2 separate regions of the Homo sapiens genome follow, and region 1 is linked to region 2. A link is a contact called in ENCODE Hi-C or POLR2A ChIA-PET data. All regions are on one chromosome and are shown on one strand. Each heading gives the region's core, a stretch centred on a gene start or an enhancer-like site at or near the end of the contact. The rest is flanking DNA. Distances are from core to core; before and after follow the strand shown. Region 1 overlaps PCTP (phosphatidylcholine transfer protein). Region 2 has its middle 63 kb from the start of TMEM100.

Evidence for each region. A loop is a pair of places that touch in the nucleus more often than their neighbours do. ChIA-PET counts read pairs that join two places held with the same protein, here RNA polymerase II (POLR2A). Pooled maps may share reads with other maps.
Region 1: a pooled map shows a loop between it and region 2 (2.5-fold over the local background). The contact joins two enhancer-like sites. A Hi-C loop is called at or near these places in 13 of 168 maps with a recorded cell type or tissue (IMR-90, endothelial cell of umbilical vein, heart left ventricle and 5 more), 5 of 37 single-sample maps with no recorded cell type and 27 of 50 pooled maps. POLR2A ChIA-PET finds 5 or more read pairs at or near these places in 2 of 52 experiments (WTC11 and activated T-cell).

What each region holds. Positions count from the first base shown.
Region 1 is chr17:55,766,192-55,771,312 of GRCh38, reverse strand. It overlaps PCTP (phosphatidylcholine transfer protein), which reads right to left. Exons shown (of 6, transcript NM_021213.4): 2 at 3,861-3,978; 3 at 128-207. Among named protein-coding and RNA genes, the nearest start is that of PCTP, 18 kb to the right of the region's middle. Within about 2 kb of position 1,537, at least 8 of the 41 ENCODE cell types and tissues checked have a DNase peak (open chromatin) inside an H3K27ac peak, as active enhancers do.
Region 2 is chr17:55,656,963-55,662,104 of GRCh38, reverse strand. No RefSeq gene overlaps it. Among named protein-coding and RNA genes, the nearest start is that of TMEM100, 63 kb to the left of the region's middle. Within about 2 kb of position 1,369, at least 3 of the 41 ENCODE cell types and tissues checked have a DNase peak (open chromatin) inside an H3K27ac peak, as active enhancers do.

The DNA.
Region 1 (5,121 bases), core at 288-2,787, 110 kb before region 2:
CAAGAATCAGAGACAATGTTATCTGTGCCTGCTGAGAAACCAGCTCTACCTCTCTGCAATAGACTGCAGCTGAGGAACACAGAAACACTTAGAGGGCCAGGGAATGAGTACCTTGTGGAAAGGATACGTCTCTGTTGGACATGGGAAAAGGGTACTTCACTTCCCAGTAGACCACAGTCTCTCCGTTGCATTCTTGTTCATAGAGTTCTAAAGGAAAGCAAAAGAAGTTAATGCATCTGGAAGCCTTTTTAGCTACAACTAATAAGGGTATGACCTCTTAGGCCAAGCATGGTGGCTCATGCCTGTAATCCCAGCACTTTTTGAGGCCAAGGTGAGTCAATTGCTCAAGTCCAGGAGTTCAAGACCAGCCTGGGAAATATGGTGAAACCCCATCTCTATATATAAAAAAAAAAAAAAGCAAAAAAATCAGCCAGGTATGGTGGTGCATGTCTGTAGTCCCAGCTACTCTGGAGGCTGAGGTAGGAGGATCATCCAAGCCTAGCAGGTCAAGGCTGCAGTGAGCCAAGCCATGATTGCACCACTGCACTCCAGCCTGGGTGACAGAATGACACCATGTCTCAAGAAAAAAAAAAAAAAAGATGACCTCTTAGGTTATGATAAACCACTAACTCATAAGGTATAAAATTCTAGAAAAAAGTCAAACCGATTAATTTCCACTGAAAGCTTATTGCCCAGGGACAGAGTCTAGTGGATAGAAAAACACAGCACAAATAAAAGAAGCCAACAAATCTTGGCCATTCTATAGCATAATCAATATTCTTGATAGAATGCAATGAAACAAAATCAGACATCAAAAAAATAGTCAGAGGTTTTAAATTCAGGATAACCACCAGATGTCACTAGAGTACCAATAGTTTTGCTTCTGAGCCCTTTAATTCCCCTTTAGGATTCCTTGATCCATTACAGCTAACCTGGAACGGAGTCACCCAGTCTAGCACATTCATAGGTCGGATATGAAGGTTCCAGAATGAGCAACGTCCTTCTTGAATAGTTAGAGATCAGCAGAACTATGGCTTACCCCAAGTTTCTTTCTTCTCTCCCATGTTTCTTTGCACTATGCCACAGCTAGGGTGACCAAATTTCCCTAATAATCCTTCCGTCTTACTATTATGTGCAAACAGCAGCCAACTCTTGGAGGGAGATAGCAAAGAAATTTAATGGCATGCACACCCTCTGTCCCCAGACTGTGCTGTGCAGTAAACTTCTTTCTACCTCCAGTTAAAGGAGCCCAAAGTCCCTGGAGGAGATGGTAAGGAGGGATAATTTAGGTTTTGAAAGAAAATCTATTAGAAGCACACTGTAGATTAAGGAGTGTGCCAGCCCATTAAGGTCACAGGAGGCTGATGAGAGTCCTTAAAAGAAAGGGAGAGGTGGACATCTGTTGCTTTTACATGCTCAGCATTGATCGCCCCTTGAGCATCTCAATTTTCCTTCAGGGCATCACCCTTCCCCTACTTCTCAGCTGCATGGTTTCGCAAGACTGACTCTGCAGTAATTTCAGGGCTGGGAAAATGAGCAAGACACGGCCATGGTGACGAATTCAGGGATGGCAGATCTGTCCAGAGTCGTAGTTAGTCACTCTAGCAAGTTGAGAGCAAAAAGTGATTTAGTAAAGCTCTCGGATGGACCAGAGTGAGATTTCCAACCTCAAGATTGTTCCAGCAAAGCCTAACTGCTGCTTCCACTGGATGAGAACCCAGAGTGAAAGCTGTTGATGTTGGGGAGCAAACATCAGAGACTCAGCAGTTGTTTTCCCTAAAGTCAGATGCCATCACTGGTCACTGAAAAATGGATCTTCCATGCTGCCTGCTTCCTCACATGGCTCTTTTCCAAATTGAAGCCACATGTGGGTCTTATTGGCAGAGTCTATGTCACATGACTGTATCTTGGCTGCAAGGGAGGCCTGGACAGACAGTGTCTGGCTGTTCCCTTGGATAGGTAAGCATCCCACTGCCCCCTAAATAGGAAGAGTATTTGAGAACACTAAGTTGCCCAAAACCATGATGAATGTCCACAGAAAATAAGCACAAACTCCAAGCTGAGCTGACAAGAGCCAATCCTGGCATCTGGCTGTCATCCCTAGAAAAGTAGAATTCTCCTTCCTCTGGGGTTATTCATATGGTTAGAATATAAATCTGGATCTTCTGGCAGACATCTTGGCCATGACATAAGAATCTGCCTAGGAATTAGGTCAACACAGAAGAAAACAGAGTCTACAGATGGAGAAAGAAACAATCCTGATGAAATTATTTAAGTTCCCTGTTGCAGCTGTCCTCAAAGTTAGAAACCCCTGGACTTTTTTCAATGCCATGAACTAATAAACTCCTTTTTCTCTTCTTACACTGTCTTTAGTTGGCTTTCTGTTACTTGCAACCAAGAGTCTTGACTAAAGGCTTTATGTGCCTTTGGCTAGTTTCATAGTTCCATTCCACTATGACTGGGTTGGCAGAGGCTACTCCAGCTCTAAGTGGCAGGAGAAGTCCCTGTGTGATGTCTTTCATAACACATAACTTACAGGGAAAAATCTAAGACCGATAGCCTGGTCGCCATGCTAGGCCCTGGAGGATCTGGACCCAACAGCTGCCCTAGTTCGCCTAGTAGTAGAAGAACCTACCCTAGCTCTTCGACTACTACTAGTACTAGTTCTATTAGCTAGTTCTACTAGTACTAGCAGTACTAACAATAGTAGTAGTAGAACTAGTACTAACAGTAGTCGAAGACCTAGGATAGGTTCTCTTACTCCAACCAACCCAACAACACCAAACTGCTGGCGGCTATTGAACATATTGCTTCACGCTTTCCTGACCTTACTAATGCTGATCCCTGAGCCTAGAATGCTCTTAACCAGTCATCCTGTCCCTCTCTTACCTCCTCACATACATGTATTCTTCTCTGTTTGGAAAATTTTGATTCAACTCTCAAACCAAAACTTGGACCGCACCTCCTCCCCTTTCATGACAACCTAGATACATGGGAGGATCACACAACTTAAAAGTGGCAGCAAAGGAGCCCCAAGAGCAAACTGTGGAGAGGATCTAAAACTAGGTAAGGAGCAAGTCCTAGCAATAGCAAAAGTGCATTTCAGTCCAACATTTAAAATGCTTTTGTGCCAAAATTTAATAGGAAGCACTATGTAGTAGAAGTTAATTTTATTTTTTTCTACTGGCAAGAATAAATAAAAATAGATTAGACTTTTTTTTTTTTTTGAGACAGGGTCTCCCTCTGTTGTCCCTGCTGAAGTACAGTCTTGGCTCACTGCAACCTCTGCTTCTTGGGTTCAAGCAATTCTTAGTGCCTCAGCCTCCTAAGTAGTTGGGACTATAGGCATGCGCCACCATGCCCAGCTAAGTTTTGTATTTTTAGTAGAGACGGGATTTCACCATGTTGGCCAGGCTGGTCTCAAACTCCTGGCCTCAAGTGATCTGTCCGCCTCAGCCTCCCCACGTGCTGGGATTACAGGCGTGAGTCACTGCATCTGGTCAGAATAGATCTACTTTTTAATGATCAAAAAAAAAAAAAAAAAAAAGCACTGGGTGCAGCGGCTCATGCCTGTAATCCTAGCACTTTGGGAGGCCAAGGCAAGCGGATCACCTGAGGTCAGAAGTTCAAGACCAGCCTGACTAACATGGAGAAACCCTGTCTCTACTAAAGATACAAAAATTAGCCAGGTGTGGTGGCGGGCGCCTGTAGTCCCAGCTACTCAGGAGGCTGAGGCAGGAGAATCGCTTGAACCCAGGAGGCGGAGATTGCGGTGAGCTGAGATCCTACCTTTGCACTTCACCCTGGGCTACAAAAGTGAAAGTACGTCTAAAAAAAAAAGAAAAGCAAGCATCACTCACCTTTAACATACTGGTCCCATTGTTTTCTGTAATCTGAGTCCATATAGATGTCTGCCAGTAGAGTTGGTGAGCAGTCCTCCAGAACACCAAAGACTTTATACTCATAAAGTCCAGTCTTCTATAAAAACAGAACAGGTAGAAATGTCTATTGGTTCCCAAGTTGAGAGAAAGCTGCATTCCACATAATTAAACTAAAGAGCTTCTGCACAGCAAAAGAAACTACCATCAGAGTGAACAGGCAACCTACAAAATGGGAGAAAATTTTCACAACCTACTCATCTGACAAAGGGCTAATATCCAGAATCTACAATGAACTCCAACAAATTTACAAGAAAAAAACAAACAACCCCATCAAAAAGTGGGTGAAGGACAAGAACAGATACTTCTCAAAAGAAGACATTTATGCAGCCAAAAAACACATGAAAAAATGCTCACCATCACTGGCCATCAGAGAAATGCAAATCAAAACCACAATGAGATACCATCTCACACCAGTTAGAATGGCAATCATTAAAAAGTCAGGAAAAAACAGGTGCTGGAGAGGATGTGGAGAAATAAGAATACTTTTACACTGTTGGTGGGATTGTAAACTAGTTCAACCATTGTGGAAGTCAGTGTGGCGATTCCTCAGGGATCTAGAACTAGAAATACCATTTGACCCAGCCATCCCATTACTGGGTATATACCCAAAGGACTATAAATCATGCTGCTATAAAGACACATGCACACATATGTTTACTGCGGCTCTATTCACAATAGCAAAGACTTGGAACCAACCCAAATGTCCAACAATGATAGACTGGATTAAGAAAATGTGACACATATACACCATGGAATACTATGCAGCCATAAAAAATGACGAGTTCATGTCCTTTGTAGGGACATGGATGAAATTGGAAATCATCATTCTCAGTAAACTATCACAAGAACAAAAAACCAAACACCACATATTCTCACTCATAGGTGGGAATTGAACAATGAGAACACATGGACACAGGAAGGGGAACATTACACTCTGGGGACTGTTGTGGGGTGGGGGGAGGGGGGAGGGATAGCATTAGGAGATATATCTAATGCTAAATGACGAGTTAATGGGTGCAGCACACCAGCATGGCACATGTATACATATGTAACTAACCTGCACATTGTGCACATGTACCCTAAAACTTAAAGTATAATAAAAAAAAAAAAAAAGAAAAGCAGCTGATGACGACGTTCATGCCACACCAAACACTGACCTCCTCTGTGGTCTTGGTGACAC
Region 2 (5,142 bases), core at 120-2,619:
GTATTACAATTATCCAGTTACTTTTCTGCCTCTCTCGATCAAACTGAAAACTCTTAAAGGGCAAGGACTGAAGCTTGTTCATCATAGACCATATACTACTAGTAGTAATAGTATACATGTGGAAAATCTTTACTCAATTTTAATTGATTTTAAATTAATCATCAGACCTAGAGTTTGGAAAACTTGACTCCAATGACAAAAGCCAGTCCTAGGATTTGCAATGCATAATCCTATGCTTTCTCTATGAAATGGCAGGGCTTCTGATGTTACCCTCCTGAGCAGAGTCTACAGCATGGTTTTCTTGAATTTCCCACAGAATCAAAAACAGTGCCACAGACATGGGAAAACTCGACAAATATTTTATCAGAACAATCAAGTGATTTGACTTACAGCAAAACACAAATTAGTGTGACTTCAGAAAATATTTTCATCATATCTTGGTCATATTTTTTCATCATATATAATCCCTAGCAAAGAAACAGAGGACATGCAGACCATATGACATGAGGTTTCACATTAGCTTGATTTGACAAAGATGCAAATAATGCACAGACCATCTGTACATGAGAACCAGATGTCTCATTTGCATTTGGATTTTTCCAGTAGAAATGAATGTGGAGGCTTTGAGAAATGCATTAAATTTATTTTAATTGACATAGACTTAGAATGTTGAGACAAATTATTTTCCAGGCATCAAATGCAAAGGTCAGTGTGTGCACTTGAAGGGATAAAAATAACAATGAAAGAAGGGCAAGGCAGCTGAGGTCGGCACTAGAAGCATCTGGAGGATATGGAAACTATAAGGAGGCAGATATTGGAGGCACAGATAAACACCCAACTTTAACTAATATTGCTTGAGACCATCTCATATACCAGTTGTTGTAAAAGCAACTTCTGTATTCATTATTTCATTTAATTATCATAACATCCATATGGAGAAACTCATGAAACCCCGCTCTGCAGATTAAAAAATAAAAAGACATAGAGACTCAAAGAGGTTAAGCTGACTTGCCCATGCAGCCACAACTTTCAAATCTCTGCATCAGCAATCAAACCTATGACTTGTCGCTTACTGACCAATGCTCTAAAGCAGACAAGGCAGGGAGGAACAGGCAGGTTCCCTGGTGTCAAAAGCTAGCTTGTCACTTACTGACCAGTGCTCTAAAGCAGACAAGGCAGTGAGGAACAGGCAGGTTCCCTGGTGTCAAAAGCGAGACTCCAGATTCACAGAGTCAGCAAGACCAGCCTAACTAACAAGAAGCACCAAGGTGGAGTTTGTTAAAAGGTCTACCTAAGAGAGTAGTCCAGGAATCACAGGTATCAAGTCCTTGAGGCCTTTAGGTAAAACCTGAACCTTGAACCCTGGCAGGGCAGAGATACCGTGGCTGTAAAGTGTGGATGTACTTTTATCCTCTGGAGTCCTGGTCATTTTTGTTCAGTACAAATGGTGAGTCAGAGATTTTGAAACAGCAAAGAAGAGCCAAGCTCTAAGGAAAACTCAAATGGTCTATTTTATCCTGTTCTGTTTCCAGTTTTAGAATGAATACACTTCAGCTAGCTCAGCATTTGAGCCCCCTTGAGCAGAAAGAGTTAATCCATTTGGAATTTCGTGGGAAGCTGGGTTGGTTAGGCTGTGGGGGAAAAAAAAAAACCACCAGCATTTAGCTCATTGAAACAGAGAAGGGGCCTGTGGGTCACTGTTGTTCAGCACCAAGACTAGGAAATGGTTTATTGTACAACATTCAATAAGCATTTTCTCTGAAGGAAGTGGGCTGTAAATGTGTCAAATGACAGTTATGGATTGGTCTCTGGGGAGAGGAGATGTGTTGAATTGCTTTACTTGATAAATTGACTTAGGAATTAAATGAAAACTTCTACTCTGAATCACATGGACCTAGTGCAGTTCTTAATTCTATTCCAGTAATGCTCTATTGAGAATGGTATTCCTTAATATTTGTGTGGTTCTTTATGAATTTTCCAAGGTATGTTTATACTTATCATTCCTGAATTTCTTGTTGCTTGTGTTGAATTGAACCAAATTTGGCCTGAGAATGACTCTATACTTTGATTCCTTATGTAACAACTGCAACCTAACTTAGTACAGAAACTAACTGAAAGCCGACTTTAGGAGTATACTTTTGTAACAAATAGCTGAGTCTTGGCCCATCACAGCAGCTAAGCTCCAATCCATCACTGATCAGACCTTATTCAAATAGGGCAAACACCAAGCTATAACCAATCAAGCTGTTTCTATGCCTCACTTCCATTTTCATAAATGCTGTCCGCCCATGTTGTAAAGGGGAACTCTCTGAACCTCTTCTGGCTCTGAGGTTTGCCCAATTTGTGAATAGTTCTTTGCTCAGTTAAATTCTGCTGAATTTAATTTGCCTCAAGTTTTTATTTGAATACATGGGAAGAGCAAAGCATTATTATTCCCTCTCCCTTTAAAACAAATTTTTTTAGAGATGGCGTTTGCTCTGTTGCCCAAGCTGTTGTGCAGTGGCGTGATCATAGTTCATCGTAACCTTGAATTTCTGGGTGTAAGTGATCCTCCTACCTCACCCTCACAAGTATCTGGGACTATAGGCTCATGCCACCGTGCCCCTCTCCCTTTCATTTTAGATGAAAGAGCAGTGGTACAGGCCAGGCGCAGTGGCTCACGCCTGTAATCCCAGCACTGTGGGAGGCCAAGGAGGGTGGATTGCCTGAGGTCAGGAGTTCGAGACCAGCCTGGCCAACATGGTGAGACCCTGTTTCTATTAAAAATACAAAAATTAGCCAGGTATGGTGGTGCATGCCTGTAGTCCCAGCCACTCAGGAGGCTGAGGCAAGAGAATCGCCTGAACCGGGGAGGTGGAGGTTGTAGTGAGCCGAGATCATGCCACTGCACTCCAGCTTGGGCAACAGAAGTGAGAATCCATCTCAAAGGAAGAAAAAAAGCAGTGCTACAGATAGAAGAATGAATTATCAACATGACCAGCGTGAGGCTGCTATGGATAGTAATAATAAGAAGAAGAATAACAAATAATTTGTTGAACACCTCATACTCAGTGCCAAGCATTGGGCTAAGCACCCGATAAATACTATCTCATTTAATTGTCATCTCAGTTCTATGATATAGGTACAATTATGATCTCCATTTGAATAAGAGAAAAAAACTGAGGTTTACAATGGTAAACATTTACCTCTACAAAGGTTTACTCAAGCAGGCCCCACAAGCAAGAAATGACAGAGCTGGGATTTGAGACCCTGCAGTCTAGTTTCGGACTCATACTTCGAACCAGTGTGCTCTAGCTTCCCTTTCCCTCTCTCCTCCTGCTCCTATTTAGCCCCCTCTCTACTGTGTCCCACCTGGTAGTTTAGCAAGCATCACCTGATTCCAAGAAAGTTGGGTAACATAGAGCTATTGAGCATAAATGATAATGGGTGTAAAGTTCAAGACATGGGAGTTAGCACATTGTAAGTGCTCAAAACAATTGCTAACCAGTATGTAAATGTATGGAAAACAATGTTACTTTTCTTAGCATCAGGATTCCTTTTAGGGAGAGGATTCTAAGTCACTGGAAAGAAACTTTGATCATTGGTTTAAGGGTTAGAGGACTATGTCCAACTGGCAATTAAGCGACCCTACTTCATTCTATGGAAGATGGCTCCACTTACTTTTGGGGCTTTATTTGCTGAAAGGGGTGTGCAAGTTTTCAGTGAACTTAATTCCTTCAGATCATAGGACAGAAATTGAGGGAAAGGAGAATCTAAGTACCACTGGGAAGAGAGAATTTGGAGAGAAGGGAGCAGAAATATCTAAAAGGGGATTTCTATTAAATATTTTGCTGTGTCGCATGGAAAATAGACTCTGTCCTGCATCTCCTACAAATCTACAATGTAGTCCTCAATGCTCATTGATGATCTGTGGAAGGTATGTTCTTTCTGAAGAAGTGAAGTTTCCTAGTTTGAGGAAGGTGCAGGAAGTAAGAGGTTACAATTTTATTGTGTAAAGTGCTGAGAAGTGCTTGGTACAAGATCAAGCATGGAGCAGGCATTGAAGAAAACCAAAATTACTCTCTCTATTATCATTATAACCAATGGTACCTTGATTTCTAACAGAATAATAGGAGACACAACAAAAGAGCGGAAACACTGGTTCTGCTGTTCGTTAATCAATTCATTATTCAATCATAAGACTGAGGCAAACGCTGCTGCCCCTAGGGATGAGAAAGACCAAGAAGCAGATGTTGGTTCTTACTTGATGTTTGAAGCATATTGTAACTCATGATAAAACCTGAAGAACAAATTCGATGACATCTTACTGTTTACTGCTTCCCTAATTAAGCTTTGATACCTTACGGCAGAGTTTGTCTGCAATTATATTTCAATTTTAAACATATATATGTATACATTACAGCATACATATACATAAGATGTGTATGTTACAGCACTGAATAGTGACATATATCCATACGTATATGTATATCTACATGTATACATACACACACACATACACACACACACACATATGTATATGTCATCTAATGGCTGGTCAAACAGCATGGAAGAATGAGCACCCTTACCAGCCAGTGAGAGTATTTGTTGTTGTTTCTTTTTAATCTTATCCTCATATAGTACTTATTATGAGTCAGGTATGCTTTATCTGTATTAATCTATTTAATCCTCAAAATAACTCTATGAGGTAGATGCTATTATCCTCCCCACTTTACTCATGAGAAAACTGAAGCACAGAAAGATTAAAAATTTGCCCAAGGTTACACAGTTGGCCAACAGACAGAGGAGCCTGTTAACAGGAAGTCTCTGTTCTTGAGGGATGTTCTGGGAGTGCCACCAAAATGCCAAGAAGAAGTATTAAGCAGGATGACAAAATTCATACGTTTTTCCCAGCGTCAAGGCATCTCCCAGGAAATGGCTGAGGAAGGAGAGGATAAAGATAGGCAGACAATTGTGGGTTGAGTGAAAATCCTTTTGCAATGGCCAGCATAAGCCTTACTGTAGCCTCAGAGGAGGGGCCAACAATCCAAAGTACAGTAGCTAAAAGAAAAACAATTGTCAGAGGCATGTCACGACTTCAAGGAATTTGAAGAAAAAAAAATGAGGGCATGCAGGTGCAGGACGTCTGGAACACCAATTCAA